Regions from separate parts of the Mus musculus genome. Here regions 1 and 2 are each linked to region 3. The links are chromatin loops, found by intact Hi-C in ENCODE. Cell type or tissue: gastrocnemius. All regions are shown on one strand.

Evidence for each region. Peaks named below come from ENCODE experiments on the same cell type or tissue, not always from the same donor. Only the 100,000 strongest peaks of a DNase experiment are listed, where the experiment ranks them.
Region 1: a loop joins it to region 3, with 2.3 times the contacts of the local background. A loop is called at or near these places in 8 of 42 quality-filtered maps.
Region 2: a loop joins it to region 3, with 4 times the contacts of the local background. A loop is called at or near these places in 2 of 42 quality-filtered maps.

What each region holds. Positions count from the first base shown.
Region 1 is chr6:17,165,839-17,173,838 of GRCm38, forward strand. Gm4876 (predicted gene 4876) reads right to left here and starts at 5,995. Exons shown (of 3, transcript NR_153844.1): 1 at 5,533-5,995. In gastrocnemius, a CTCF peak has its summit at 4,795; DNase peaks (open chromatin) are centred at 3,434, 3,847, 4,349, 4,825 and 2 more places; H3K4me3 peaks cover 2,734 bases; H3K27ac peaks cover 7,116 bases.
Region 2 is chr6:17,192,105-17,200,104 of GRCm38, forward strand. It overlaps D830026I12Rik (RIKEN cDNA D830026I12 gene), which reads left to right and starts at 5,647. Exons shown (of 3, transcript NR_102305.1): 1 at 5,647-5,686. Gm52892 (a long non-coding RNA gene) reads right to left here and starts at 7,467. Exons shown (of 2, transcript XR_003956407.1): 1 at 7,294-7,467; 2 at 6,812-7,154. In gastrocnemius, CTCF peaks have their summits at 1,630 and 4,808 (motif pointing left); DNase peaks (open chromatin) are centred at 5,811 and 6,995; H3K4me3 peaks cover 2,086 bases; H3K27ac peaks cover 3,596 bases.
Region 3 is chr6:17,105,845-17,113,844 of GRCm38, forward strand. All of the region lies in intron 1 of Gm4876 (predicted gene 4876), which reads right to left. Among named protein-coding and RNA genes, the nearest start is that of Gm15473, 44 kb to the left of the region's middle. In gastrocnemius, CTCF peaks have their summits at 33 (motif pointing right) and 4,906; a DNase peak (open chromatin) is centred at 56; H3K4me3 peaks cover 367 bases; H3K27ac peaks cover 1,864 bases.

The sequences.
Region 1 (8,000 bases), 60 kb after region 3:
TAGAAACCAGAGCTTCTTTGCACAACACAGTCCCAAGTTATACAAGAGGTTTCCTCTCAAACATTCACATGGTGATGCTACTTCCAAGCTTGGGGGAAAAAGATTAAAACCACTTAAAAGAAAATGTTGTTTTAAAGTTTTATGTAGTCCTTTATGATACATTTTTCACTCATCTACTTTGTTCCTACGTTCTAAGCCCTATGTGATAGCATTAATACTACCTACCTGTGCTCACCTTGGTAGCACATATACTAAAATTGGAGCGATATCATTCCTAACCCTGATGCTGTGATATTTTTAAGAAAATATTTCTAGTTTGTAATTGTACTCTTCTGTGGCTTTGGAAGTCCACAGACATTGAAGTTAAGCAGTTTAATATGCTAAGCATTTGTATACCACTCCTTTTGTGGTGTATATAACTTGGGAATCAGTCACATGTGTGCAAAGGCCATAAAAATCAGTCTTGTTGAACAAAGTAGAATATAGCTTCTTTCTTAACTGATGGGCCCATAAATAAGAACAGTTTGTTGTTGTTGCTGCTGCTGCTGTTGTTGCTTAATCATTTGTTTTACCAAAAGTCCCACCACGTTCTGCAGCACAATAATGGCATACTCCGGAATACATCCCAGTCCATGCCACCCTGTCAGCCCCATTTTGGCATGTAAGGGTGATATTTCTCCTCCTTCTCCTCAGGCCAACATGAAGTCTTTCTAGAGATGGGAATAAGAATTCTTGTTATTCCCAAAGGAAGCTCAAGCTCTAACATCATAACTATGCATCGGGCTGTACATCTGTAATCTCACCCAAGGCAGGCTGAGATGGGGATAGCTAGTTCAAGATCATCATCGGCTACACAAGGAGATTCTGATACAGAAGTAGAAGGAAGAGGAGAATGGAGAGAAAGAGTTGGAATGGGAAGAAAGGAGGAAGAAATTAAGAGTGAGGAAGCGGCGGAAGAGGTAGAGATGAGGATGTGGAGGGGAAAGGATATCAGAATGCATGTTATCTTGGGTGTGGATGTGGAAGGGTGAGAAGAAAATATCCATATACTGGATGATGGGAGAACAAAGAGCTAGTACAGAAACTAGTCTGTGCTTTGAGGGAAGGGCACTGTGCCTGGTCATGCTGGATCAGATGTCTCCCACAATATTCTTCCTTGTGATCCTCTCCCAAAGGTCAAGTGCTATTAATACTTCCCTCTAGGCACTGCAGGAAGAATGTGCAAATAGCTGCTTCTCAGAGAAGCACAGTAGATCAGGAGCTCCAAAAGTCCAGGATTTGTTCTACATAGAAATCAGTGTCTAAAGTGCTCCCAGGTTACAGTGGCTGCCTTCAAAGGATGCTAGTAAGTACTTCAAGGAAGTTTAATACACAGGCGAGAGAGGCAGTTATCTTTTGGAAACCAGCAGGTAAGACAGTGTAAATAAAACTTCAACTATCCCTTTGGTTTCATTTATTATACTGATGTACTCAAGACAAGAAGCCCCCAAATAATGCACTTGTGAGTATATATTTTTGTCTAAGGCCTAATGCAAGCCTTGGTCACTAGAGGATAAAGGATACATTAAAGAAACATCTTTACATTGTGGCAAGGAACCAGCTTTCTTCCACACAAAGATTAGCCTGACTCAGTTCAGCTTTACCAAATGCTGACTTTAGGGCATCCATGGGAAACAAAAGTAATTATCATACAAATGGCACTTTGAATTGTCACCAATTGAGACATGATGTTCATTCTTAAATACTCTTAGACAAGTACAATAATCATAGAGAGTCCAAGAACAAGACAGTATCTTAAAGATGTATTGGTTGATTATATGATTTTTAAAAAAAAGGTCTTAAATTCACTACTGTATTTGATTGTAACATCAATTACAGGAATTGGAAAACACAAATGGTATGAGATTAAATTTTTTAGTACCTTTCTCTAAAGTTACCAACATCGATGGTATTGATCTACTAAAGACAATATAAGTGTATTCTACAGTTGTCTAGTTACAAAGGCCAAGCAAGAATTTGAAACTATTTTCCAGCTTCTAGGTTCCTGACATGTTTTCAGATACAAAAAAAACCCCACTTCTTCACCAGTATCAGAAATGTTCTCAGTGGCCCTGGCCCCAGTCAGAATGAGAAGACTACCCAGGAAGGCCATCAGATCTGGGAGTCTTGTATCTGGGACTGAGGCACACCAGGGGATACAGAATGTTTAGTGGTGCTAAAAAAGAAAGATTAGAAAGGGAACTGTTTTGTAAAATCTGGGATCTTCTTGTGTTCAGGACACTGTGTGTGTGTGTGTGTGTGTGTGTGTGTGTGTGTGTGTGTGTGTGTGTGTGTGTGTTTGTGCGCACGTGCAGTGTTGTCCTAAGCACAGTGATGGATGAAAGTCAAGTGAAATCCACTTCTTGCCCTTCAGGAAGTTTCCATAGAAAAGCAACACAACTCTACAGTTAGTGGGTATCTTTTGGGTAGGATGGTAGTAATGCTTACCTGTTCCTATTCACTTTTTCCAAAATTCTCTGTCCACAGACTGTTGTAGGCAGGTAATTAGGTAGCTGCTTGTATTTTATTATTTCTGGCCCACCAACCACATTGATAGTATGGGGGAAAAGCTGCTTGCACAACACATAGTGAGATGGGAAAAACCCTGAAGTTTGGGATTAAAATTTTAAGTCTAAGTCAGTTACTTAGGGATAGATGGTTGCTTTGAGAATAAGTTTTCATATTTGCCAAATATCTTTGTATTTGAAAGGGTTAAATTTAGCTGTATCATTAAACATATGACTAGTCTTATAAGCATCATAGGTGTTGGAATAATTACTATACCTGTTTTATATTTTTCTTAGATTTATTTATAAAGATATGCTCAGCCCTGATGATGTGTGCTATATATATGTCATATATATAGTGTGTGTGTATATGTATGTGTGTATACATATATATGTATATATGTATATATACATGTGTGTGTATACACACACACACACACACACACACACACACACACACACACACATATATATATCATAATTAAAAATCACCGCTCAGCTCCTCAGTCCCTTCTCCAACTCCTCTATCAGTGATCCTGAGCTCAGTCCAGTGGTCGGCTGTGAGAGCATCTGCCTCTGTATTTGTCAGGCACTGGCAGAGCCCCTCAGGAAACAGCTATATCAGGCTCCTGTCTTCAAGCATTTCCCGGCATCCACAATAGCGTCTGGATTTGGTAACTGTATATAGGATGGATCCCCAGGTGGGACAGTCTCTAGATGGCCTTTCCTTCAGTTTCTGCTCCACACTTTGTCTTCATATTTCCTCCAGTTGAGTATTTTGTTCCCCCTTCTAAGAAGCCTTTAAGCATCCACAGAGCAAATATGTCAACCGGCCAGACCCCCTGGAGCTCCCTAGGACCGGACCACTATCCAAAGAGTACACATGGAGGGACCCATGGCTCTGGCCGCATACGTGCCAGAGGATGGTCTTGTTGGATGTCTGTGGGAGGAGTGCTCCTTGGCCCTGGGGGTGTTCAATTCCCCAGTGTAGGGGAGTGCCAGGGCTGGAAGACTGGAGTGGGTGGGTGGGTGGGTGGGGGAGCACCCTCATAGAGGCAGGGGGAGGGGGGATGGGATAGTGCATTTTCAAAGGGGAGATCTGGAAAGGGGAAAACATTTGAAATATAAATAATGAAAATATCCAATAAAAACAAACAAACAAACAAACAAAAACACATAATTAAAGATCACTTTAAGGAGTCTGGATGGATGGTTCACTCAGTGAGGTGTTTCCCATACAAGCATGAGGTCCTGAATTCAGATTCCCGGCACCCAGGAAAAGAGCCAAACATAATGGGATGCCCGTAGAATCACAACGCTGGGGTGCAAACACGAGGATCCCCAGAGTATCTGGCTAGACAGTATGACAGAACAGCTAAGCTCCGTGCTCAGTGAGCGATCTCATTCCAAAAAAGAAAAAAGAAAAAACACCCTAATCGCAACCTCTGCCCTTTGCACACTTATGCGCCCATACAAACAAACACGTACACATACATACGAAAATTCACTACACCTTGCATTAATTAATAACTGAATTCTCCAGTGACGGCAATGAAATGAGAGCAACATTCTGACTTCAAACTCTTTTGTTCAGTAGAGGAGACATGGTCTACTATGTAGCCCTGGCTGGTTGCTCTATAGACCAAGGCAGCCTAGAATTCACAGACAGCCGATTGACTTTCTCCCAAAATCCTTTTTAATGAGTCACACTCTCATTGGTGAGGTTCTCCCGGACTTACAGGATGAAGTTCCAGACAAGACTGCCAACCAGCAAATCGGTGTCAGAGTCTCAGCTCAGACCCCTGCGGGGACAGTGGCTCCTAGTCAAGTGCCCTTCATGGTGACAGTAATTAGTGCCCTGCATCTAGAGATGACAGAATCAACCTTTATGTTAGAGATGGCTCAATGTGACCCAGTTCAGTCACCACATGATTTGCGTTTTGAAAGTTAGTCGATGTACTAATGAGAAAAGTAAGGTGAGTAGTCCTTAAAGTGAAAAAGGCATGCCGATTTTCTGAAAATATGTCTATTAGTCTTCTCTTGCTAAAATCCCAATTACTTCATCAAAATGACTTCTACCAGTCTCCCACCGGTGGCTTAGGAGGCCAGTAGCAGCTTGTGCCGAAGCCACCCGCTCCATACGTCAGGCAGTGTTTGTATATACTCAGCGTATCCAAGCAGGGCCTTTTTAACTTTCCGTGCTGCGGACAGATCTGTACTTTCCTGAACAGCAGCCAGGAAAAATCTTGAAGATTTGGCAGGAACACGGTGGGAAGCCTGGTGCTGCACCAAGCTGCACTAGAGCCCGGGCTTTCTACAGAGGCGGATGAGCAAAATTCCTCCCTTTGTTTCGCTCTCCATAGGAGGACAAATGGAGGCCCCAGATTGCTATCAGGTTCTATTGTGTAAACTCGGGGTTTCCTTTTTTGGCACTGTGGCCCTTATTCTTTTTCAGCTGGAAAACCAATTAGCATTCTTTTTTATATTTAGGTGTTGGTGCCTGGGCCTTAGAACAGCTTTTGGCCATCTGCCCACATGGCCGTGGTCTCTAGGGCAAGGCCTGACAAATTAAGATAAAACCGTTACTTCATGTTTTCCTCCAATGAGAAAACAAAAACTGTTTCCTGCTCTTATTAATTAGATGGCGTCGATGTCCACATATAACAAATAAAGAGGTAGGCATAATCAGGGTGTCAACCCTGAGCCCTTATCTCGCCCCAGGCGGAGTTCCCCTACAAGAATGTGAGAAGGAAGACCTGTCCAGTTAGGACTAAGCTTTTCTTCTCTTGAAAAAAAGAAAGAAAGAGAGAGAGAGAGAGAGAGAGAGAGAGAGAGAGAGAGAGAGAGAGAGAGAGAGAGAGAGAACCTCCAGCCATCCTTACAGTCAACAGAGGCCTCTGTCAAATGGCTTGCCTTTGTTAACTACGGGGTCACCGTTTGTCCTCTGTGGCATTTTTGCCTCACAGGTTTGAGTGGCGTGACTTACCTGGAGGAAGGAACTGTTAGGAGATTCCAGCCCTGACGAGTGGATTAGTCAGAACAGGCAAGAGGGCCCTGCCCATCTGGAACAAAAATAAACAGAACCAAATACTTCTGTATCTTGAAAGGCAAACAAAATGAAGTTCACGTTCCAGGAACATAGTTTACGATTGGAGAAAGCCCTCTCTGGGCCGGTGTGGCTGTCAGAATAGCCAAGCATGTGCAGGAGAGGAAGAAACGAGCTCGGAATTGCCCAGCTCCGAGAAGTGTTCCTCCTGGTAAGCAGCCTTTGCCATGGCAACAACCTAATGCCACAGATCAGAGGAATGCAGTCCTCCAGCGAGCCGACCTCGGCCTGGCAAAGTCTCCCAGATGATGCAAAATATTTAGAAGGGAAATGGGAAAACAAACAGAAAGGGAACACAGCCATGTGGCTACAGAGCGAAGACAAAAATAAGACACACACACACACACACACACACACACACACACACACACACACACACACCAACAGTGCAGGACAGCTACAACAGCGGGCTTGTGTCCCTGGTACTGAATGTCCACCTCTTTGCTAGAAACAGCCCGCGGGATTACTGCTCCCCCTTCAAGTCTGTCTTTGTAAATAGTGGGTAGTGGCATCCCTTAAGAAAAAAAAAATCAATTGAAAGACTTCTTTAAAGGCTCGGTACAGACCATTTTCTTTGCTACAGATTCTATTCTGGAGCTGTATCATTTAACAAAGGGTCTGTGTTCTGACTCATCCGGAAATTTTTTAGCCATTTTTTTTCTTTCTGTTAGGTTCCTGTCACAGGCAGAGAATGGTCATCTGTAATAACCCAAAGGGAGTGACTAGAACATGCCCAGCCACATGTAAGAAAAATGTAATAGACTAGTGTCTAAGGGCCAGAAATTTCCCAGTACCCTGGGCAGGATTGGTTGCACAACCAGATTTGTTAAGACAGTCTCAGCTTAGTTCAGGTTCAATTACAAATGTGCCTCAGTGCTCACAAGAGTTCCTGTTTGGGATAATAAATATCTGATGGTCCTATTCATGCTCAGAGCCCAAGGGTCTGCTAACTACTTCTACTTCACCCCCCAGGAACGTTATTCTGAAGTTCTTCTTTGAAACCTAAATATAATACATAAAGATATAAACCTAAAAGAAATAGGGAAATGACTTGATCACTAAAGTGTTTGCTCTGCTCCCCCTTCAAGTCTTTGCTCTGCAAACATGAGGACCTGAGTTTGGAGTCCCGGGTCCCCATGTAAAACTCTAGTGCCATAGCACATGCCTGCAAACACAGAACTGTGGATGTGTGACTGGAGGCCTCCTGGGGCTCCATCTTTTGCCAGTCTAGCCAAATGGGTTAGTTCCGGGTCCAATGAAGACTTGTCCAAAAGGTAAGTTAGAAAATGAACAGAGAGAGTATCTGGTGTCAACCTTTGCCCTCCACCCACGTGTGTGTTCACATGTGTTCCCCTTACACAACTAAAATACAATAATAAAATGAAGAAGGGTGATAGTTCTCTGATCTCACTAAGAAGAACCTTCAAAGAGATTTGCTTCATCTACAAGAAACACTGGGGACACAATCCCCTCTGCAGGGGCCAGGAGAGAAACTGCCTATTCATCTCCAGGCTGCCTTCAGGAGAAACTGGGAGTTACCCAGGAGGCTACCTACAGACACCCACACAGGCACTTCTCTGTCAGGTGCAGGAAGGCAGGCAGTCCTTTCACAATCAGACACATGGCTGCCTCCTTTTGTGCCTTGCAGCCCAGAAGCGCCTGTGAGAAGTTCATAATGGGAGAGGCTTCAGAGGGTCTATGTTGCCCCCAGCTGCACTGCCATGAGGCTACTATCTGAATTAGAATGGAAACTCTTTGATCTCTTTTATATCTAAGTTTAAACCATGGCCTGGACCCAAAAGGTGGACTAATTTTGGCAACTTCCCCTCTACACTTTTATCTGGAGATGAAAGCGAGGTTTGCAAGCATAAACAGAAGGTGTATTTCCCCGGGCCCAGCAACCAGCATATGAAATAAATGACACTATAGATTCTGGCACTCAGTCAAGCTCTGGCTTCTTCATCTCTGCTGCCTCATTCTCTCACAGCCATTAGGATAATCTCCTTCTATCTTAAACATAAAGATGGTTCAATACCAAAGAACAAACTTCTTGGATTGAGGCACACAGAAGGGATAGAAACTCCATAAGAAGACCAACAGAGTCAACTAACATGGACCTTTGGGGGCTCCCAGAGACTGAACCAATAACTGAAGAACATACATGGGTTGGACCTAGTCCCCTGCCCCACACATATGTAGCACATGTGCAGTTTGGTCTTCGTGAGGGTTCCCCCGCAACTGGAGTGGAGGCTTACCCTGACTCTGTTGCTTGCCTGCTCCCCTAAATGGGGAGTCTTGCCCGGCCTAAGTGGGAAAGGATTTACCTACTCCTGCAGTGACTTGAAGTA
Region 2 (8,000 bases), 86 kb after region 3:
ATGAGATATGAATACATTAAAACACAGAGAGCAAATCTATAGAAGACTGTATCTATCATCAGTTCTATGTAAGTTAACAAGCAACCCCAAAATAAATAAGTATATATCACCTATATAACCTGATTCTTGCAAACAAATTAATGACTGCCTGAGATTGGGATGGGGGGGGGGCGCAGCAAGTAGAAACAGACACTTCAGACCCCAAGAAGTAACTCAATTTCCTGTACCCCTAAACTGAACAAAAGGACTTTGGATGCTGAGTGAGTTTAGATTATCTGGCCGGAAAATTTGGAGCAGAGGGGAGAGAAGAGGGTGAGTAGGTAACAGACAATCTGCTTTGGTATGGGTATCGGTGGTAAAAGTGTTTCTATGTAAAATAGTGACATCTACTTTATCCAGCCTAAAATCTACAATACCCCATTGTAGTTGTTTGCATAAGAAATGTCCTACAGAGGCTCATACATTTGAACACTTGGTCTGCAGTTGGTGGTGCTATTTGGGAAGGTGATGGGGCATTTAGGAGGTCTAGCCTAGGGAAATATATCACTGTGGGTGGGCTCTGAGGGTTTGTAGTCTCACCCCACTATCAGTCTTATCTGTTTCATGTTTGCAATTGAAAATGTCTCTCAGCTTCCCACTCTAGCTGCCTGCTGCCAAGCCTCCCCACAATTATGCTTGTTCTCTCTCTCTCTCTCTCTCTCTCTCTCTCTCTCTCTCTCTCTCTCTCTCTCCCTCTCCACCTCCCTCCCCTTTCTTTTTCTCTCTCTTTCTCCAAAACTGTAGGACAAAATGGACTTTTCTATAAATCATTTTTGGTAATGGTGTTTTGTCACAACAGAAAGTAACTACTTCAAGTCCCCTTGCCATTCACCTCCAGTAAAGATAGGATACAGTCTGCCAAATCCTGAAAAGGTATCACATGATGGTATCAGAAGATGGTACCACATCACATGGAATCCCATTCCCTTCATATAGGTAAAATTGGCAATGTAATTTTCCTATGGTTAGGCAAGATTACTTGACAAAGATGATGGGGGTTTGAAATGCTGTTAGGATTTCTGAATTGCAACTAATTCTAAGGAAGGTAATTTTTGTGTGAATCTGACCTGAACAGGGTTCCAAACAGCTGCAAATGTTCTCATATTGGATCTGGATAAGCAACTGGCCATATTGTAAAATAGGCATCACATATACAAACAAACAAACAAAAAAGTGTTAATTCTATTATTTTACCAAATAGTGGGAAAAGCAAGACCTTCCGAGAGGCCCTTTGAGAACACTTCGGTTCACTAGCCACACCAAATTAGAACTAAGTTCTTAGAATGAGCATCACCCACTCAGCCAATGAAATGAGTCAACCCTGGCTCGGGCCTGGAAGCAGCTTCATTCCAATCTTGACAAGGCTTTTATTTAAGATGTAAATAGCAGAATTCTTATTCTCTTGAGATTTTCTCTTGGGGTCAACTTCTCATAACATCCTAAAGAAAGATTTTAGGTCAGTTCTATTACAGAACCATGGAGGGATCATGCCTAGACTCAGGGGGAGGAACCACTGACTAATGCTCTAGAAGTAACCCAGGGCTCTCTTATGCATCCCATTTCTGAGACATCTGTTTAAATGTTGTTGATAGGGGGCAGTGCTTACCTGTTGGGCACCGTCTGAGTTTAGACAGCAACTATGAATCACAGACTCAGAATTCTTCTTTTGAAAATCTCTGGGGATGAAGATGGCATAGTCAGTAAATTGCTTGCTGTTCAAGTCTGAGAACCTGAGTTTGATCTACCAAAAACCCATACGAAAAAGGCTGCATTTGAGGGGCTGTGTCCATAATCCAAGAACAGTGTGCAGGAGAAGACGGGTGGATTCCTGGAGTTTGTTGGCCAGCTAGTAAAGTAAAATCAGCGAACTTCAGATTTAGTGAGAGTCTTTGTCTCAAAAATAAGGCGGGAAGTAATAGCAGAGAGCATTTGACGTCAGGCCTCCACAAGTACATGGGCATACATACACACATACACACTCACACGTACACACAGACACATTTACACACATTGACACATATACACATTTGTAAACGCACACAAACATAACACAGACACACAATCTTACTCATTAAAATTAAAGGAGATCCTAAATTTCATGATTAACCATAATGAAGGCCAAAAATTCCTTTGGCCAATCTCTCACAACATAGTGAGCTAAGAGTAAAATAATTAATCAATTTATATTTTGGGGGGGATCAAACCAACAAGAGTTATACAATTATGGAGGCTTGATACATTGCTAAATTCACTGATGAAAACTCCAGCACTGAATAAAACTTAGCTCACTGAAGGCCACCTTTCACAATCAGACCACTGAACTTCTTGGAAGACAGACTGAACCACAGATAATATGAAGCATCTCTAGCCCTCTAGGGGATTTATGTCTGCATTCTGTAGCTAGGTGCACACAAGGGGCATGTGGAGACAGGCAGGAGAACAGAGCATGTCTATAAAGATAAAAGTGACTCATCAGCCAACCTGACAGCATTGCAAAGGCCACAGGGCAGGACATATTCACTTAATCCCATCCACTGTGGAATTTCGGGTATCACAACATCATATGGTGATCTCTCTCCAAGGGTCTCCAAGACATGTAAGGTAGGCCTAGTCTTCCAGATCTTCAAGTGACTGTCTTGTGGTCCCTATCACCTATATCCCATGCTGTGTATCCTTTTCGGGTAACTCAGTTAGTTTGGTCAGCGTTCATTCAGTTGTATGTCATATCTCCTCTCTCACTCCCATCTGATTTCTTGACATTGTCCACTGAGCAAGGTAGGCCCTTTACAGTTGAATTCCAGGCATCGTTTACTTAATGTCAATCATTTATCATTGCTAATGTCAGTTTTACAATAACCCTTAAAAGGTGGGTTCCGTGATTACATTTTATAGATGCAGAAGGAAAGCTTCAGAAAGACAGACTGTTTACCCCAAACCAGAATCCCGGTGCCCTGAGTAATGGCTTTGTTAGATGTACAATCCTAATCAATGAAGCACTTTAGCTGTGACTCAGTTTCTTCTTATTCTAAGAGGAAATAACAGTGAATGTCAGGCTTGTTGTCTGGATAAAGGAAATAGAGTGAGAGAGTGAGCATAAGCTTGTCAAACACTGTCAAAGCACTGCTCGAAATCTAGGTACGTACCACCTGAGAATTCTTAGCCTTATAGACACTGGCATTATTTCAAATAATATGTATTTTTGAACTACAACATGATCCTCTTGAAGTTTTAATATTATATGTGCTCATACTACAATTTTAACCAAATTTACTTTTGTGGCTCAAGACAATTAAAATGTGATCTTGTCATAATGTTCTAACAACTAAAAATACTTATGTGCTTCTAGAAACCTAGCAATAAACATCTAAAACCAGAAGCTCTCTTGTGAATCTCTTTGCTCTACTTAAAGATAGGATAGCCTCAGAACAAGATTCTAAACTTCAGGAAACGTGCTTCTGACACTTACTACATGCTAAAACTCTGTGCTAGGCACTTAGGACCTGAGATAGGCAAAGGGGCTTCCTCAATCTCGAGTAGTTTATAGCTAAAAATAGGCAGCTGTCATCTGGGAGAGTTAATATCCTCCTGCTAAGCTTCATTAAACAGCAATAAGAGAATGAGAAACTCTATCCTGTGGCTTCTACCCCACAAGATGATTGTATCCTTAGTCAACCTCGTGCAATTATTCCAAGATTAAGGAATATATTTATTTGTTGATTGCATATTTTGAGCGAAACCAATAACAACAGCTCCATCCCATGCTGCTGAGATCACAGGCTGTGATATAATTGTCACTAGGCTGAGTTGCTAAGTATAATAGTCCCGTTTTCAGGATGGGGAAAAGGGATGAAATGGACAAAGATTATTAGGGAGAACAGCACAGTTTGTGAGGAAAGAAACACAATCCCAAGACCTGACCTGAGCACATGATCTTCATGTCAGATATCTATACCGCCTCAGTAAGGGTTTAGGGATGTGTGTACACAGCTAGCATAATTCAACTACACATCTCCAGATACTGTTCAATATTTTATATAGCAGTGTGCTACCATCACTAAAAACAACAACAACAATAACAACAACAAAACCCCCCACTAAAACAAAAGAATTTCCTGTTACTTTTTTTTAATAAAAATGTATCTTTAGTAGTGTGAGTGTGTGTGTGTGTGCACATGAGTATGGGTGCACATGGATACTAGAAGAGTGTGTTAGGTCCCCTGGAGCTGGAATTATAGGCAGTATTGGGCTGCCTGCCCACTGTGGGTGCATGGGACCAAACTCAGGTGCTCTGCAAGAGCATTACACACTTTTATCCAGTGAACCATGTCTCTGATTGAACATGTTTAACCTCCTCAGGTCACATTCATTTGAAAATGACTGCTAATAAGAGGGAAAACTTAGGAAGCATATTTAAGATGTTCTCAAGTGCATCCTGAAAACTCTGCCGAAAATGCTTTTCCTCTTAGCATGTGTATCTTAGTTACTTTCTGTTGCTCTGATAAAACATCATGGCAAGAAACTCCTTGAGGAAGAAACCGTCTATTTTGGCTTATGATTGGAGAGAGAGGGGTCCATACAATGAGTGTAGACACGGCAACTGGCAGCCAAACTGCATCTGAGGGATCACGGTTTCAACTCCAGTTGGCAGAGAAAGCCAACTAGAGCTGGTTCAGGTGAGGTTGTAAACTCTCAGAGCCTACCCTCAGTGACATCTTCTAGCATGGCTCTACTTCATAACGGTTCCATAACCTCCTGAATGGCGCCACCAGCTGGGTACCAAGTGTTTATATGGATGAACCTGTGGGAGATGTTGCTCATTCAAATCACCATGATGTGTAGATAATTTAAGAGATGAGGATGTTAAAGGTATCCACCTTGCTGGCATCTGTGCCAGCTAGTTACACCAGGTTATGTATGTGTGCATGTGAAATTTCCCACCTTTACATACACTTATTTTGGGCAAACACTGCCATTCCCTGTCGCTGAAGAGGATCTATATCTCTTTACTTAGAAAGCATATGTACACACACACACACTCACACACACAGTGGAGGAAATTGATCTATTTAGCTATTATCATTTGAAAAGCAGGAACTTTTTTTATTTAACACGTATACATCTTAAGATAATTGAGAAAGTGCTTCTACCAAGTATATTTTTGGGTGCAGGACGACAGACTAATGATGTGAGTTTCTCTGTAGGCAGCATCTATTTAACAAACCTTCAAAAGAGCACCTTTTATCTAGCAGGCCACTTGAAGGAAACAAGAATGTAAAAGAAAGGGTGGTGAGCACCTAACAGTGAAATAAAAGGAGACAACTACATGGCCCTTGTGGAGATTGCTCAACAATGGGTTTCAATGAAATAAGAGAGGAGAACCACACAGCCCAGAACACATCATCAAGCCCGATAGTCAATTGAAAATTAAGTCTCTCCACTCCTTCTTTTGTTTGTAATTAATGGCTCGATGGCAGGGTGTCATTTTCTACTCCCCTTGCAAACCAAGGAGGTAGAAACCCTGGCAAGATAAATACTCTGACCACTAGGTGTGTTTTCGTTTCTTCTGGTTGCTGGGATATGCGGGGCTGGCAAACGGTGTTCCCAGTCATTTTAGGAACGCCCCTTCTTTCCTCTTCTCCTTAACAAGGTTAGTGAGATTCGTGCGGCTGCATTGGGAAGGGCCTTATCACTGCCGGGTGATCGCTGTTCCAGCCCTGGACAATGAGGGTTCATCCAAAAGCACGGCTTCCTTTCTGCTCTGGACAGGAAGCCCTGCCTGTGTCAGCCGCGAATGCCTCACGCAGTGCCTGGCCAGGCAGCAGCTGGAGAGCTGAGAGGAAAACAATTTCTAGACCTGGTGTTTGTGCAATAAAAGACCGGGTGGTGATGCGATGGGAAAGCTAAAGGGGAAGTTCGGAAATCGTTCACTGTTGTGATAATTTGCCTGGGACGGAGAGAATTGTGAGATTCAGAGGAGAACTCACAAACAAGAGGTTGCCTTCTGTCCAGCCCTAGTATGAGGCTTGCTGTAGGCTGTTATGTAAGGTTGGTTGATTATCACTGGGAAGCCCGCTCTTTTCTGGAAGGAAATGGAGGACTAGTGGATGTGGGGAGACAGGAGGTACTGGGGCGGAGGACTGGGGGAGAGGAGTAGAAAGGGAAACTGAGGTTGGGCTATATTGTAGAGAAGGATGAAGAAGAAAAGCACCTCTCAAGCTAAGAAAACTAAGACGTGGGGAAATGAAGGTACAGTAAATCTCCATCTTAGCCTAGTAAATGCATTTAGAGGGATTTGCGCCTCAGACCAAAGTCCTAGAAGTGGGGTTTGAACTCTTGAATTCTGATGTTCAGTTACAGAAGACTGAATTGCGTCCCACAATCAACAGTGTGTATGGAATGTTGTTAAGACATCACCCGCAGAGACAGTTAAAATGATAAACGGCAGCAATTGCGTTCCCTGTATATTTTATTTCCAACTGCATCACTGGAAAGAGAGGCGTCGATTGTGAGATTTGTTAGGATTCCTTCAGATGCCCCAGAGAAGGGAGTGAACACTGTCTTCAGTGTCCTGGAGCTGAAACAATGAGGAGAGAACACAGGACAGGTTCCTGCCATAGTTAAGGATTTGGACCTAGTGTTCTCTGCAAGCCTGGGGCTGCTAAGGCATGGGGGTGGGGTGGGGGGAATAAAAGGGTCAAAGCAAGGTCACAGAGAAAATATCTATATTTGGATGAAGAAAAGAGAAGAAAAATAATTTCACTAACTCCACATCTAGATAAAAAAAATCAAAGGAATTTAATAAATCTAGAGGCCTAGGGATGAACAGGGACTCGGTTGAGGCAGAAGGGAGGGGCAGAAATATGCATGGGCAATTAAAACTGGAGAGTTGGCAACGCTTTAGTAGTTGAGAGACAATTTTCGCAGACAAATGAAAGCTGAACGCAGACTGGCAGAAGAAGGACTGGCTTGTGGAAGAGCAATCGGTGAGGCAGCCGAGGACACATGCGCAGTTAACCTTTCCAAAAAAACATGGTCGTGGAAGGAAGAGCCAGAGTTTCTGCAAACCTAGAGGACAGGGCTGCTGAGAAGCTAAAGCTCTGACGGTAGGAACTTAACTGCAGAGATAAAGACCGTTAAGGAAAAGTCAGTGAATTTCCCTTTGTCCCCAGGGAAAGGAAACATCCCATTTAAAAGAAAAGTTACAGATCCAAATGACAGGAAGTCCAGCTTCAGGTTGCTTCTGTCTATACTCACGTAGGGGAGCCAGTCCTCAGGCACTCTCTGCTGCCTTAAAGTGAGATTTGAACCCACATCTCAAGCACGGATGTGTTTGGTTACCCCGCTTCCTTTTGGTGGAGAGGTGAGCTTCCTATGGAGAGCCACAGGCATCTCTGCCTTGCCTGCCTCCCTCCTCCCAGACTACTCAGGCCCTCCTCCTCCTCCTCTTCCTCCTCCTCCCCCTCCTCCTCCTCCCCCTCCTCCTCCTCCTCCTCCCCCTCCTCCTCCTCCTCCCCTCCTCCTCCTCCTCCTCCTCCTCTTTCTCTTTCCCTTCTTTTTTTAATGTCCATAGCTGAGTATATCTTATAGGTTGTAGCACAACAGATTTAGATGACTCAAACGAGCTGTCTCTAGCAACTAAGGCAGGATTCAGAGTGCTGGAAATAGAGACCAGGCTTTAAAGAGAGAGGAAGGGAAAGTTCCAGAGGAAATCCAGATCATACTGGATTAATGAGGACCTGAATGGTGGTAGGTGATGGGGTTTCCTGTGTCAAAAATCTGTTCAGACTGTCAGGGCTCCCTCAGAGACTTAATAAACCAGAGAGGCCATCTGAGGATTCACAGAAAAGAGAATTCACTGCTCCAATATAAGACGCATGAATGCTTCATTCATAAATATATGTCTTATACACAGCAGTTAGTATATATTTTATATTTCTTGAACTGATTGATAAGTTCATGAG
Region 3 (8,000 bases):
TTTTTGTGAGTGGGAAAATCCTTCTGCAGTTGAGTGTCATGTACAGCAGGGGGCACTGTCTCCAAGAGTAAAAATATTCCTGACAAAAGTAAAGGCAGCTGCAGCTAGGGCAGACAGATTGGATTTGTCTTTGCAGATAAAGAGTGGGTTTCATAAAGACTGAAACCAGGACTTTTTGGTAATTCTTAAGTCATGCAGGAGTCTGTTATTTTTTTAGTTAAACTTTAAAAGGAGTCAAGTGTTGCATTTTTAGTTGTTTTGGGAGGATTTTTTTTTTTTTTGAGACGGTGTCTCACTAGGTAGCCCAGACTAGTCTACCTCAAACTCTCAGTTCTGTGTCAGCCTTCCAAATGTTAAGCTTTCAAGTGGTGTGCCCCATTATGCCTAGCTATAAATAGGATCTTATAAAATTTCCTAAGTATTTTTGGGTCTGGATTCTAGATTATTAGCAGACTTTGTATGCGTGGGTTTTTTCTTCAGTTTGAATCTGGGTTGGTTGTTTTGTTTTGAGATAGGGTCCCATGTATCTTAGGATGGCCTCAGAATCGCTACATAGACAAAGATGACCTTGCACTTCTGATCGTCGTTGTCTCTTTCTCCAAGTGCTGGGGTTTCACCAGTATACCCTGGACCTGTTTTATGTTGTTTCTTGGTCAAATTCAGAGTTTTGTGCGTGCTGAGCACACATCCTGCGCATTGTCCTTGCCCCCACTCTGAATGTTTGTGTCTTAGTAATCTTAGTTTTTCTGACCCATGATCAGGGTGTTTGGTTTGGTGTTTTGTTTGTTTGTTTTCAGTTACTGTTGAGTACTGCTGCTCTGTGTGTGAGAAGCACACACACACACACACACATACACACATACATAGAGACACACTCATACATAGAGGCACACTCATGGAATAGATCCCTAAGTACTTACTCAACAAGCACACTGAATCCCATCTGCATTCTGGCTCCTCCGATGGTGAAAAGCACCGTTTGGAGTTTGAACACACAGAACGGTGTGAAAGTTGTCATCCAATTCAGCATACAATGCCCTGGTGAAATACACCACTTTACTCTTATCTTTGCCTTGGTTTGCCTTAAATAGTAGAGATATTTTCCAGTCCATTTTGACTATAATGTTTAATGCCCCCCCCCCCCATTGGCAAAGTGAGGCTAAAGCAGAATAGACTCTTCCCAAGTCCTCCGGCTGGCTGTCCCAATGCCTCTGACTGAGACAGAATGAGGGTGACACTAAGTGTCATTCACTAAGAATAATTACATGTATCTATCATGGAACAAATGAAATGTGGGGATGGTGTAGATCCACCAGGCCTGGATCTCCCCTCAGTAGTTAGTTTGCCCTTGCAGTATAAGATTGTGGCCTCCTTGTCTAAGAGGTGCTCAAGATACCTGGACATGTTTGTTGTTAGTTGATGCCCATGTTTGCTTCTGTTGCTATGATAAACACCATTACCATAAACAGTTTCAGAGGGCATTTGGCTTACAGATTAGAATCCCTTATTGAGGGAAACTCAGAAAGGATCCTAGAGCCAGAAACTGAAACAGACTTTGGAGAAATGTTTCTACCATCTTGTTCCTTTTGCCTTTCTTACACAACTCAGGCACATTTGCCTAGGAATGATACCGCCCACAGTGGGCTGGGCCCGCCTTCATCCATTAGCAATAAAAGAAAATGCCTCATACACACATCTCTTTTCAAGAGTCTACAACACTGGTTCTCAACCTGTGTGTTGCGGCCCTTTCACTGGGGTCTCAAGGCCATCTGAAAACAGGTAATTACTTTACCATTTGTAGGAGCAATGAAAATACTCCTATGGCTGGGGCTTAAGCACAACCTGAGGAACTGTACTAAAAGGTCACAGGCTTAGGAAGGCTGAGGACTACTAACTACTGTGGAAGCAATAAGCAAATGCTAGAAGAGGCAACTGACCAGTGAAGCAACAGAGCGATCTTCCCAGGCTGGGGGGAGGGGGGGATAGAACCCTGACTGAGCTCCCTTACTACAAAATCCAACACTAAGCAATTCCCTGGAAGTTGAAAATGGAAGTTTTAAATCTAGATTTGTGTGTTTCTTTTACTAAATGTGAACCATGTAGAACATTTTTTTTAAATTCTAATTACCTGGTATTGATAGATTAATATTCTTTTTCTCATTAAAAAATCATTCTAGGTCAGTTCTCAGAAGCAGATCTTACAGGGTTTTTGGTTTTGTTTTGTTTTTTTTTTTGTTTGTTTGTTTTTTTATGCCTGGTACGGCATGAATTTGACAACCACATCATTACAGTTCACAGTAGCAAAAGGCTCACTAAGAGAGAGTGTAGAACAATTGCTGGTACTTAGGCAATACCAGAGGTGTCCTCTTTCTCCACAAAAGCCATCATCTTGGATATTAAAAGACATGACAGTGATCTCTGCTTTTCCTGTCCTCCAAACAGCAGTGGGAACTCAAGAGCAGTGGGTTCAGTGAGGAAGGAGAAGGGGGAAATGTCTTGGGGTCCAGGAAATTCAAAGGAAGATGCAGACTCAGCATCAGCTTCTACACAGTGGTCCATGAGAGATGCTTCATACCCTCCCTGGATGCTCATTGATTGTGAACTACTTCAGGGAGGCTGCACGTACACTGTTCATCTCTAAATAGAACAATCTTGGATACAAATAGGATTTGAGAAAGTGATGTTTTGCATATATATATAAATATGTATATATATATATATATATATATATATATATATATATATATATATATGTAATTTCCACTGATGGAATCCCAGTCGCTCAGGTGTCCTGTTGGCCTTCACATTTGGGACATTTTTAACAATTTTTTTTGTTTTTAACTTCTTATTGTATATGAATTATACACCATGCACCCCCAATCCCACTCATCTCGTCACCCCTTTACAGCATCTATATCTCAAGTCCTGGGGTATCTTCTCCATCCTTGCAACCTCCCCTCAAAAAATAGAAATAAAAATAAAAAAATTAAAACCTCAAAATCAAAACAAAACAAAACAAACAACAACAAAAATCTCACTGTGGAAGCTGCAGTGTGTCACAATGTGTCACACGGGTATTCCTTTGGCCAAACCTCTTTACTTCCAAATGTTCATTGCAATGAGTCTGGTTTGAGGCCTCTGGCTTCTGCTATACTATCAATACTGGAATCTCACTGGGGTTTCTCTCAGATATCCTGTTGTCGGTCTGTGTCGTGGAAACTCTGCAGCTTTGGATCTGCAGGACTGGCCCCTTCACACACTCCAGCATTTCACAGATGGGGCAGATGTTGGGGTGAGCATATTCAAAGCCCTGGATCTGGGCCTGGGTTGGAGTTGCTGAACCCATCAGCTTTCCTGTACCCAAGCCACCAGGCTAGGTCTACTGTGCTGCCCAGGTGAAGCGCGGGGGCTTTCTGCTTATTTTAAACAAGATATTACAGATTGTCTCTTTTTAATAAGTCCTGACCATACTGCAGTGTCTGGTCTTTAAGCATAGATTTCCAAATTGACTCAAGTGTTTCAGACGAGTTTCACCATAGGCAAGAGAGTCAGGGTTGAGTCATTCTTAAGCAATTTGTAACACGTAGTGTTTAAGCTCTTCCAACTTTGCTATGGTAACCAAAGAGACACCACCACCCAAGAACAGTTTTAAGTTCTCATCTTAAAATGACCTGGCATATCTGAACTTGTCTTCTGAGTTTGTCTGTAACTCTTTAGAACACTTAAGACTGTCCCTGACTGCATAAAAAATGCCTTTCCTGACCCCTGGTAACTGTTCAATGTTAACTCTTGACTTTACTGAGTGCTTACCTGTGTGAAAAGGCCTGCTTCCTTGTGTTGTGTAGATAGAAGTTTTAGCACACAACCTGACAGGCATTGTGGTTTGATTAATAGGGTGTGTTGTTTTGGTTTTTCATATATTTACCGGTGCTTAAATAACTGTGGCTAATTATTCTGTCCTTTCATGGGAAGCAAGTCATCGTAGCTTCTATTTAATCTGATAATATATTTTGAAACAATCAAAACAAAATGCCATTAACCTTTATGGTTGTTTTGAATGGCATTTTAAATGACATTTATAAAGGCTGTTATTGATCTTTCTTCGATGTGCATTTCCACAGGATGTCTTGCCCTTCACCCAGTAACAAAAGCACCTTCTACCCAGTTACCATTGCTAGTCAACCGCTATTGCATGTAGACACGTTGGAGTCAATTCTCCATAAATAACATCTGACTGAGGACTGGGATACCATGGTAGAATTCAAAAGAAATCTGGGCTTAGGAGTCAAAACAGACACATGGGGAGATCCCATGGAATCTCCTCTCCAGTTACAGCTGGATAGGAAGGAAGGCAAGGGGACTGGATTTTAGGAAGATGGAAAAATCAGCACAAGTGTTGTATGAAAATCCATGTGTTTGTTGAGGTCATCACACAACAACAACAACAACAACAAAAGGGAAGAAAGCATGAGCCAGGGACTGACATTATCAAAGAACGTGGAGAAAATTTCTGAAGTTTAACAGAAAATGGAGACTCATATGTACTCAAAGATCCCACATCCTTGGATTATGTGGGGATATAATCACACACTCCAGCACTCTAGCCTGAAGTGCCCTTTTTCCCTCTCGCTGTACTATCGAATGCTCAAGTAGCTTTGTCTAATTAGTTTGCCCTTTCATTGGGAGCATGCCATTGGAGTCGCTAGTTAACACAATAATTAATTTTTAAACATTCACAACAAAAAATGGAATAGAATGATTGGAAAAGAAATAGGGGGTAAAGTCTAAGGCCGCTATATCATGCTTAAAGAAAACTGTGACTCTCAAAAATCAAAAGAAACTAGTACAAATAAGAGAGACTGCCTAAGGAAAGCAACTACCTACTTCTCAGGCACTGCAACCAACCTGCCTGGGAGGGGCACCAGAGACTTTGAGATAGATCTAGGAGTTCAATTCAGCCACGAAATGAAGAGGCGTTGGTTATAGGGGAGTCTCCAGTTCACAGCAGTTAAGATTTCTGAGTATAAAGAGGAATTCAGGAACAGAGGGGATCAGATGAGGAGACTAACGAAGCTGAATGGGTGTCTGGTTTCCAAATGAGCCTGACAAGTCTGGATGCCTGGGATAAAAGGGGCTGGCAGACCTGCTGAAGTTCAGCCCCAGTAGTTTCCTAGAAAAAGGTGAGCAATCAGGAATGCCGGAGCAATAATTGAAAACAACTGAGTCTCTGTAGATGTAAACGGGACTGCCATCCAACCAGAGTCGTCTCCCATGAATTTCTGTCATTCTGTCCACTCTGCTGTCTTCCACTGGGCCTCCATCCTAGGCCTTGTCACTTCCTTGGCACCCCTCCCTAACACAGCATACGTGATAAGAAAGAAAGGAGGAAAATGAATGTCTTACACTCTAGACTGGAGGAAAAATTGCTTCCAGAATTCCCCAGCCGACTTACCTACGCTTCTATTTCACTGGTTACAAATAAGTCATGTGTTTATCCCATCAAAGGTAAAAATAAATAGTGTCTATGACTAACTTAGCCTCTCATAATTTATACCCAGAGGGCTAGGTCTGTACTCAACCAACACAGTTTTATGAACCAGGGGGAAAAGCTGTTGCATTTACAACCAACCAAGATGGCTGCAGTAGCTGTTTAGATTGATTCTCCATCCAGATGTGCTCTCCTCTCATGCGTGTTTCTGAAGTTTGGGGATAGTGTTAGCTTGTGGGATGACACAACATCATTTGTGAACACAACCCTTAGGCAGGAATTCACTTAAATGGACAGGAAATATATGTCCCTTCAGAATAAGGGACAATGGGACATGTTCAAGGTGGCTGGTTACTGGGCTTGGCTTGCTCTTCCCACAGTCTCATCCCTTCCTCCTCTCCCCATCTCCCATCTTCCTCTTCTTCCTCTTCTTCCTTCTTCTCCTCCTGCCTCTTCTTCCTCAACTCCTTCTCTCCTTCTTCTTTTTCTCTTCTTTTTCTCTTCTTCTTCTTCTTCTTCTTCTTCTTCTTCTTCTTCTTCTTCTTCTTCTTCTTCTTCTTCTTCTTCTTCTTCTCCTTCTCCTTCTCCTTCTCCTTCTCCTTCTCCTTCTCCTTCTCCTTCTCCTTCTCCTTCTCCTTCTCCTTCTCCTTCTCCTTCTCCTCCTCCTCCTCCTCCTCCTCCCCTTCCTTCTCCTTCTCCTCCTCCTTCTTCTTCTTCTTTCATTTCTAAGCCACAGGCCATTGCTATTTTGCCATAGCATACCATCCCTAGAACAGTACTAGCTAATCCCATGCATTCTTACCATTCAGATTGTCTTGCTATCTGAAACAGTTATTTGCCTAGTCTGTTCCTACTGTCTCTATCACCATACCCAGAATTTCATTTCAGAACTAGAAACCATCTTGAGGTTGACTGTAATTTTGTCTTTGGACTTCCTGCCTATGCTCTCACTCTTGATATAAGTCATTGGTTCTCTAATTGGAGCAGCCTCAGAGTCTCCTGGGGGACTTCTGAAATAACTGGAACCTATTCCTCACACTCTCTGATTCAGTAAATCTTGGGTATGGCACAAGGATTTACATTCTCACAAGTTTCTGGGGGAAGCTGGTGCCAATGATCCACAGTTTCGGAGCTCTTGTTCTGATCTACTCTTTACTCTTTTGCCAACGTCCAGGATGGAAATAGCGTTTCTAGGCCACTACTTAGAGCATCAAGTACTAATCCAGCCTCCTCGCCTACCCTTTTGTGAGACGCACATTGTCATCTACATTTGGAAGTGCTACCCTTACATCTTCATTGCTTGTTTGTTTTTTTAACTTGGTACCATTGGAAGCCTGCTCCATTACACTACTTCATCCACCTAGTTTGAGACTTCTCTTATGTGCTCACAAAGATCCTGAGTTGGTTTTTTGTTTTGCTTTATTTTTTTGATTTGATTTGATTTGATTTTTGTTTTAATATCACAGACCTGCTTGAGCAAAGACATATGAATCACGTATTCAAACAAACGAACCATCAATTCTAATCCTCAATAGAGATAAGGGCATAGTGACTGACATTCAAGTTTGTCAATACTTAGCATGTGAGGGCATTCACAATCAGAAATTTACATCATGTCTTACATGTTTAAGTCAAATTTTAAAAATGAACTACTTCCATTTAATTGCAAGTGATAAGCTATAAGGGTGAAACTTTGAAAATTGTCATTCTAAGAAACTTAGTGCCAGCTCTGTCTAGGAAATATATACAGCATGGTTTTACACACACACACACACACACACACACACACACACACACCCCTCTTTTCACTCTATATTCTGCTACTGAGTTTGAATTGGGGACAGAGGAGAGTTGGCAGACGGTGCAGTGCTGCTGCAGAAAATTGGACGTCATTCTGAACATGGCTTCCATGCTGTGTTCTATGTTCACCAACAGGCCAGGCACCCAGCATTTGCCTTCATCACAAACACTCTTTCCAATGTGGAGTGCTCTCTTCATTTCTTGTTATTATGATATTTTCATATGCATGCATAATTTGTACTTTGCTAATTTGTGTCCCATGTCACCATCTCCTTTCTGTCTTCTCTCACTGTCCCCTCCCTCTCTTATCCACCTTCCCATCTTATATACATATATCTACATGTAGATGTTACTAAATGTAGATTCCCCATATGCTAGAAAACATGGGCTATTTTGTCATTCTTTCCCCCATTATTTCTTTTGTCCTCTCTTCTTCCTCCCTTTAGGCCCTTTCCTTCTCTGCCTCACCTTTCTCTTCCATAACCTCCCCTCATCCCCTGCCTCATACTCACATACACAAGAATCTTTTTGGACAGCTCTCCAAGCCTTGTTAGATTTTGACAAAGGATGAGTTACTAGTATGAAAATGAACTATGTGTGTGCATGTGTGTGGTTTGTATGGATATAGGTAGATGCACATGACTATACTTGTTTATGTGTGTCTGCATGTGTGTGTATGCTCATGCATGTGTGTGACTGTATGTGTACACAT